Regions from separate parts of the Homo sapiens genome. Here region 2 is linked to region 1. The links are chromatin contacts, found by Hi-C or POLR2A ChIA-PET in ENCODE. All regions are on one chromosome and are shown on one strand. Each heading gives the region's core, a stretch centred on a gene start or an enhancer-like site at or near the end of the contact. The rest is flanking DNA. Distances are from core to core; before and after follow the strand shown. Region 1 overlaps LEKR1 (leucine, glutamate and lysine rich 1). Region 2 holds the start of LINC02029 (long intergenic non-protein coding RNA 2029).

Region 1 (2,700 bases), core at 101-2,600:
ACTGGGCCATTAGATTTTTCTCCAGAGTATAATGTGTATGCTTAATTTCATTCACTGAGAGGAAGAAAAATAGTATCTTGAGAAAATAAATACATCAACAACTCCCTTTATAAAAGGTCTTATCTTTTATACATGTCTCATCCAGGCTTCTGCTTTTTGTACTTTTGCAGCACTTTTTGGTGTTTATGGAAGTAGTGTAAAGGGCATTTATGCTAAAAATGATTGGGACAACTTAATTTTGAATAATCAAGATTTGATAGAACAAAGAACTGATGCAGAACTGTAGTTCTTATGGGATGGGGCCTACTTCCTAGGGAACTATTTTCAATCTCTGGGGCCTTTTCAATCCCTCACATCTCTCTTGAGATTCTGATTTGCCCATTTTGGGGTGTGGTAAGAATTCCTACAGTAAAATGAGGACTGTTACTGATGGAAGTCTGCTTGGGCATAGGAACATGGGAAAGGCAGGGAAAAAACGTTGAGTACCATTGTGGAAAAACATTCATTTTCAGGCCATTGAAAAATGGCTCCAGTAGACACAGGGCCATTAAAAAATAATTTTAAATCTAGAAGTTCATATCACTTTTTTTGTCTAGATGTGTAAGTATGAATTTATTACATTGATGTTTGTGCTATGCATTACTTGAACTTTGAGGAACCTAAACAAGCTTATTTATAACATGTAGATCTAAGATCAGCTAATCTTTTTATTATCTTTTCATTTTTCTCCCACACCAACACTAGATTGTGCTCCAGACCAAAGTCCTTAGGTATAGAACATACTATTTTCTTTTATTTCTTCTCTCCATGAACATGTGCAAACAGTAAATAGAAGTTGACAGGGGTTTTTACTATCAGTATAAATAATGTTTACCTGGGTTTCCTTGTTACTAAAACTGGCAAGGTTAAAGAGATTGATACTTATTTAACAATATTGATAGACCTATGTATATGTGTATATCTTTTATTACCAGCATAACTTTGAAAGCCCTTCGTGTATAATTATGATGTTGCTGTAGCAACATGGTTACCAAAATAAGGTACATTTTTTTTCTGCTTTGTCTTTTTAAGGCATTCTTTTTCTCCCAAAGCTTTTTAATCAGCAGTTTCAGGCCCAGCCACTTATTATTTTTTCTATTCACCTTTCCACTTTGAATTTCCCTTGCTTAAAATTAGTTACTTATTATTATAACAAATAAAATAATTTTTATTGGCATAAACATAGTGGGAATTATAAGAATGAATTCGAAGGGAGGCAGTGTATGATGTGGTATAGAGTACAGGCTCTGCTAATACCTAATCCTATGACTTTGCCCCTTAATCTTTCTGTGCTTTGGTTTCATCATCTGTAAAATGGACGGAGAAAGAGCTGCTTCACAGGGATGATACACACATTACTCATTGCTTGGTAGGAATTCAGTTACCTTTCACTTCCCTCACCTTCCTTTTTCCTTTTTCTATGTTTGTTAACTAAGGTTAGTAGCATACTGTTTCTCCCTATAAACATTGTCACTTTCATACCTAACTTGGATATCTAAATATTGACTAATTTCACAAAGGAAGTTCTTGAGTCTAGGAAATATCCTAATCTCAGCTCTCCCACAATTAATTCCAATTTAATTGGTGTTTTAACCAAAGTCTAGCCCAGCTTTGGTTAAGTTCGCAGCCGGTGGAGTTCCACTCAGTGGAGTAGAGATTTTATGGAAAGCATAACTGTAGAACTTAATTATTACTTTTATTTATTATATCCCCTTTCTTTGCAGAAAGGATATGCAGTGATTTAAAAGGGCATAATAAAATTATCAACATAGGAGGGAAAAGGGAGGGAGACGTTGGACAAAAAACAAGAATTTGAATATGTCGACCTCAAGGGTCAAAAGTTAAGTTTGGCTTTCCAGCAAATCCTTTTACCTGAGCTCCAGGGATTTTCATACTCATAGCCTTTTTGTAGGAGTAGGAATAAGGCAGGGGTTGGGGAGGTGGGTTTTTTGTTTGCTTATTTAAGCAAGGCTGACTTTAACATTGGAAGAAATCCCCAGGAAGTCTAAGCGAGATAATTCAGTAGAGTAATTAGGCTCTGGTGAGAACTTCTACTATCTGTGTATCTGAAGCCAGTCCTAATAGGCAATAGGTGGCCACCCCGTCTAATGCTGGACTCCATGCTGCTCTTCATCAAGGAGGCAGCAAAATTATTTTAAAGAATGCACCTCTGGCTTGTCTTTCAGTTAGCTTTTCTCTTGACCCTCATCCCTCCACCCATCTCCTTACTGCCTCACTTACCATAACGCCTGAACAAACAAGTCAGATCATGTTATTTTAGCTTAAGAACAGGTTAATTTTTATTTGTTGCAGGTTTGAATTAATGCACCTTCACAAAAGTGGACAATTTGAATTTTTCTCAGATTCTTTACATATTATTTACATATTTATAACTGGGAACAGCTTTCAAATTGGAGAAAAATGAATTAACTCATTGACTAAAGTATGATCCACAACTCTTATATCCATTTTACAGATGGCTAAGCAAACACAAAGAGATTAAATAATGATGCTCACACAGCTGATCAAATTCTTTATCTTTCTCTTTTATATGATATCACTATTCAGGTTAGTTGAAGAAACCAAACAAATACAGCTATGGTAAGTTATGGTAGAGTGAAGAGACTGTCATTGGAGGCACCTATTTTAAAAGGACAAGGC
Region 2 (2,700 bases), core at 14-2,513, 220 kb after region 1:
TACTTTCTTTGTAAGCCTGAATACCCAATCAGATGGACGCCTTCTGAACACATTTTTTCATATTTATGAAATACCTTTGAACAATGAAATCTGGAAACTCTGGCAACATCTGTGTCCAAATATATCCAAGTGTGTTTATGTTTTTAATTGAAGATCAAACAATTTTAGATGAACTCATCTATGGTATCATAGAAACTGCATATTTTTAGGTAATTCTTGAGAGCATTTTGCAAACTATTAAAGTAACTTGATATCATGCTATATCTTTAAAAGATATTTCTCAGCTGTGAATACTATTGGAATGAAATCGGGACTTTTCAAAAAAGTCTGCAGCATGAAAAGGTTTGCATATGAATTCTGATTCCATTAGAAAACCATTTCTTTTAGGACTGTTTTATCATTCTCTATTGGTTCATGTAATATGATTGGTTTGTTCTTATTCTAATTAAAGATGCAATTTATTAAAGAGTCTTTAACTTCACTAAGGCAAAGTTTAAAAAGCTTCTAATCAGATATTCTTGGTAGGCAGGAGAACTATAACCTTCAAACTCTCTGATGTTGTATGAAGCAGCTCTCATCTCTACACAAAGATTTTCACTTCTGTGATCTGGCCTGGTAAAACATTTATTCCTTTATACTCAGTCCTAGTTTGTTTTAGATCTGGGCCTCTGGGCCCATTAATTTGTATAGGATGATAATTTGTATAGGAAGACAGGTGTGCTGTTTTTCTTCAATCCTTGAGGATATTAGGAAAAACTTTAACCAATTAAGGGATCCCATCACCTGACGTTTCTTTGGGGAAAATGACTTTTGAAGGCATGTGGGGATTGTCAAGGAAATAATTTTCCCTTTAAATTACATGTTTGTACGTAAGAGGAATGCTGAGCAGGATATCAAGAGGCAGTGGTCACTCATGGCACTATTTTCAAAGTTAGTTAAACAAGGAAACCAACTCACATTTCCCCAGTTTAGCTTTTCATTTTTAAAACTTGCTGAATTCAGGTACATCTCGATTGCTCGTGGTAATAAAGGAGACATTAGGCGTGGATAACAAGACCGCAAATGGTGAGTAAAGCAAGACACCAGGTATCATTTCTTTCCTGTTTATTAACATTCACTCCAGGCTGTATACTTTGGTTACCATGGTCGCGTGGTGTCTGATGTCACAGGCCAAACCATATAAAATCACAGAGGCCACAACAGGCAGGAGGAGCGGCCTGGCTTTGTCTGAGTCAGGCAGCCCAGCGTGTGGGATGCCAGGCTGGATGTGCTGGGCCTGACCAGCCGCCCGCTTTCCTCTTCTCTTGCCTCTGCCTGCCCCCTGGTGGACAGCTGGGGTAAAGCATGGGAGTGCGCCTTTGGGGTCTCAGTGGGGCTGAAATACGACTCCTCCCCTAGGACAGCCTGCCTTCCCCAGCCTTGTTCTCCGGCAAAGTCAATTTCCTGGAGAATCGAGGCTCTGCCTCAGATGTTCGGAGCCTCCGCAGGATGAACACCTCCATTTCAATTCCAGGGGCTTTGATCAACCTGTGCCTCCCTTGATCCCCAACTTGTGGGCACCTTCCCTTGAGCAGTGCCCCCACGAGGTACACCTTTCCCGGGAAACAAAAATCATTCCTTCTTTGGGTCCTGCAAGCTGTAAAGAACCAATACAGCACTGTGCTACTGAACATGTTGCCACTATAGAAGCCCCTTGTGTTTTGAAGAGTACATCTCTATAGCCATTCGTTTATTCATCAGAAACCAGCTAGAAGCCAGGCCCTGTGCTGGGCGCTGGAGACATGGAAGAAACTGGGCTGAGGCTCCCGCCTTGAAGAGCTTGTGGCCCAGGGAAGGGACAGTTCATCTGTCATTGATTGCCACGTGACAGTGTCTATGATGCTAAAAAGATGCCAGTGCTGTGCTGCAGGAGCAAAGGCCGTGGAGGAAGAGGCTTTGGCTTTGTTGCGAGTCCTTGCCAGAGCCAGGCAAAGCCAGTCACCGCTTTGTTCAGATGACTCAGGTAAATAAATGAGGCCGCACAGGCTGTCCTGACACCACACACCTCTAGAATACCCTGGCTGTGCTGGGAGCTATTGGTGTCAGCTGAGTATTTTCATCCCTGTCCAAGTCACAATGATCTGACTGTACCAGCCTGTGTGGATGTTGCTAAGAGGAGGCAGACAGCACCATGAGCTCCCTTAGATGACGATCGGCATGATGTTCCTGCTGTGGCAGCGCTCAGCTCTTGCCAATGCTCTTCTCTGCTTTGCTCACTTTAAGCCTCCCTTAATTTTTTTGAAGCCCAGTTTCCACATTGCTGATTCACAGATATGCAAGACTCAGGCAGGAAAAAAAAAAGGTAATTATTTCAAATGACTCAGGCGCCCTCCTTGACTCTGGGATCTCTGTACAGACTTGCACTTTAAAAGCTGAGGGTAATGATGTTGTCATTTGTATAGGAAAGGCTGGAAGAAAAACACATTAGTGTTCTTCCAAACTCTTGACTTTTGGAAAAAATTAGCATAGAGAGGATGGATGCTCAGCCATGGCCTGACATCGAATGCCTAATGCAGAGGTGAAGACACCTGCACAGTCCCATGCACTGGCGAGCTTCCTGGGGACAAGGGCAGTGCCTTGATCACCTCTCTTCCTCGTGCAGTAAATGTTTGTTGGATGAATGGTTGTCAACTCTAGTCCTGTCAGTCCTCCCTGAGCCCT

Evidence for each region. Hi-C counts contacts between places; a loop is a spot of excess contacts on that map. ChIA-PET counts read pairs that join two places held with the same protein, here RNA polymerase II (POLR2A). Pooled maps may share reads with other maps.
Region 2: a loop to region 1 is called in a map of PC-3, with 8 times the contacts of the local background. The contact joins the promoter of LINC02029 here to the enhancer-like site in region 1. A Hi-C loop is called at or near these places in 1 of 168 maps with a recorded cell type or tissue (PC-3) and 3 of 50 pooled maps. POLR2A ChIA-PET finds 5 or more read pairs at or near these places in 2 of 52 experiments (PC-3 and activated T-cell).

What each region holds. Positions count from the first base shown.
Region 1 is chr3:156,861,146-156,863,845 of GRCh38, forward strand. The region is part of intron 3 of LEKR1 (leucine, glutamate and lysine rich 1); the gene reads left to right. Among named protein-coding and RNA genes, the nearest start is that of LEKR1, 36 kb to the left of the region's middle. Within about 2 kb of position 1,351, at least 2 of the 41 ENCODE cell types and tissues checked have a DNase peak (open chromatin) inside an H3K27ac peak, as active enhancers do; they include PC-3, where a contact is called at or near this core.
Region 2 is chr3:157,080,578-157,083,277 of GRCh38, forward strand. It overlaps LINC02029 (long intergenic non-protein coding RNA 2029), which reads left to right and starts at 1,264. Exons shown (of 3, transcript NR_135546.1): 1 at 1,264-2,341. LINC00880 (long intergenic non-protein coding RNA 880) reads right to left here. Exons shown (of 4, transcript NR_034007.1): 4 at 1,090-2,698.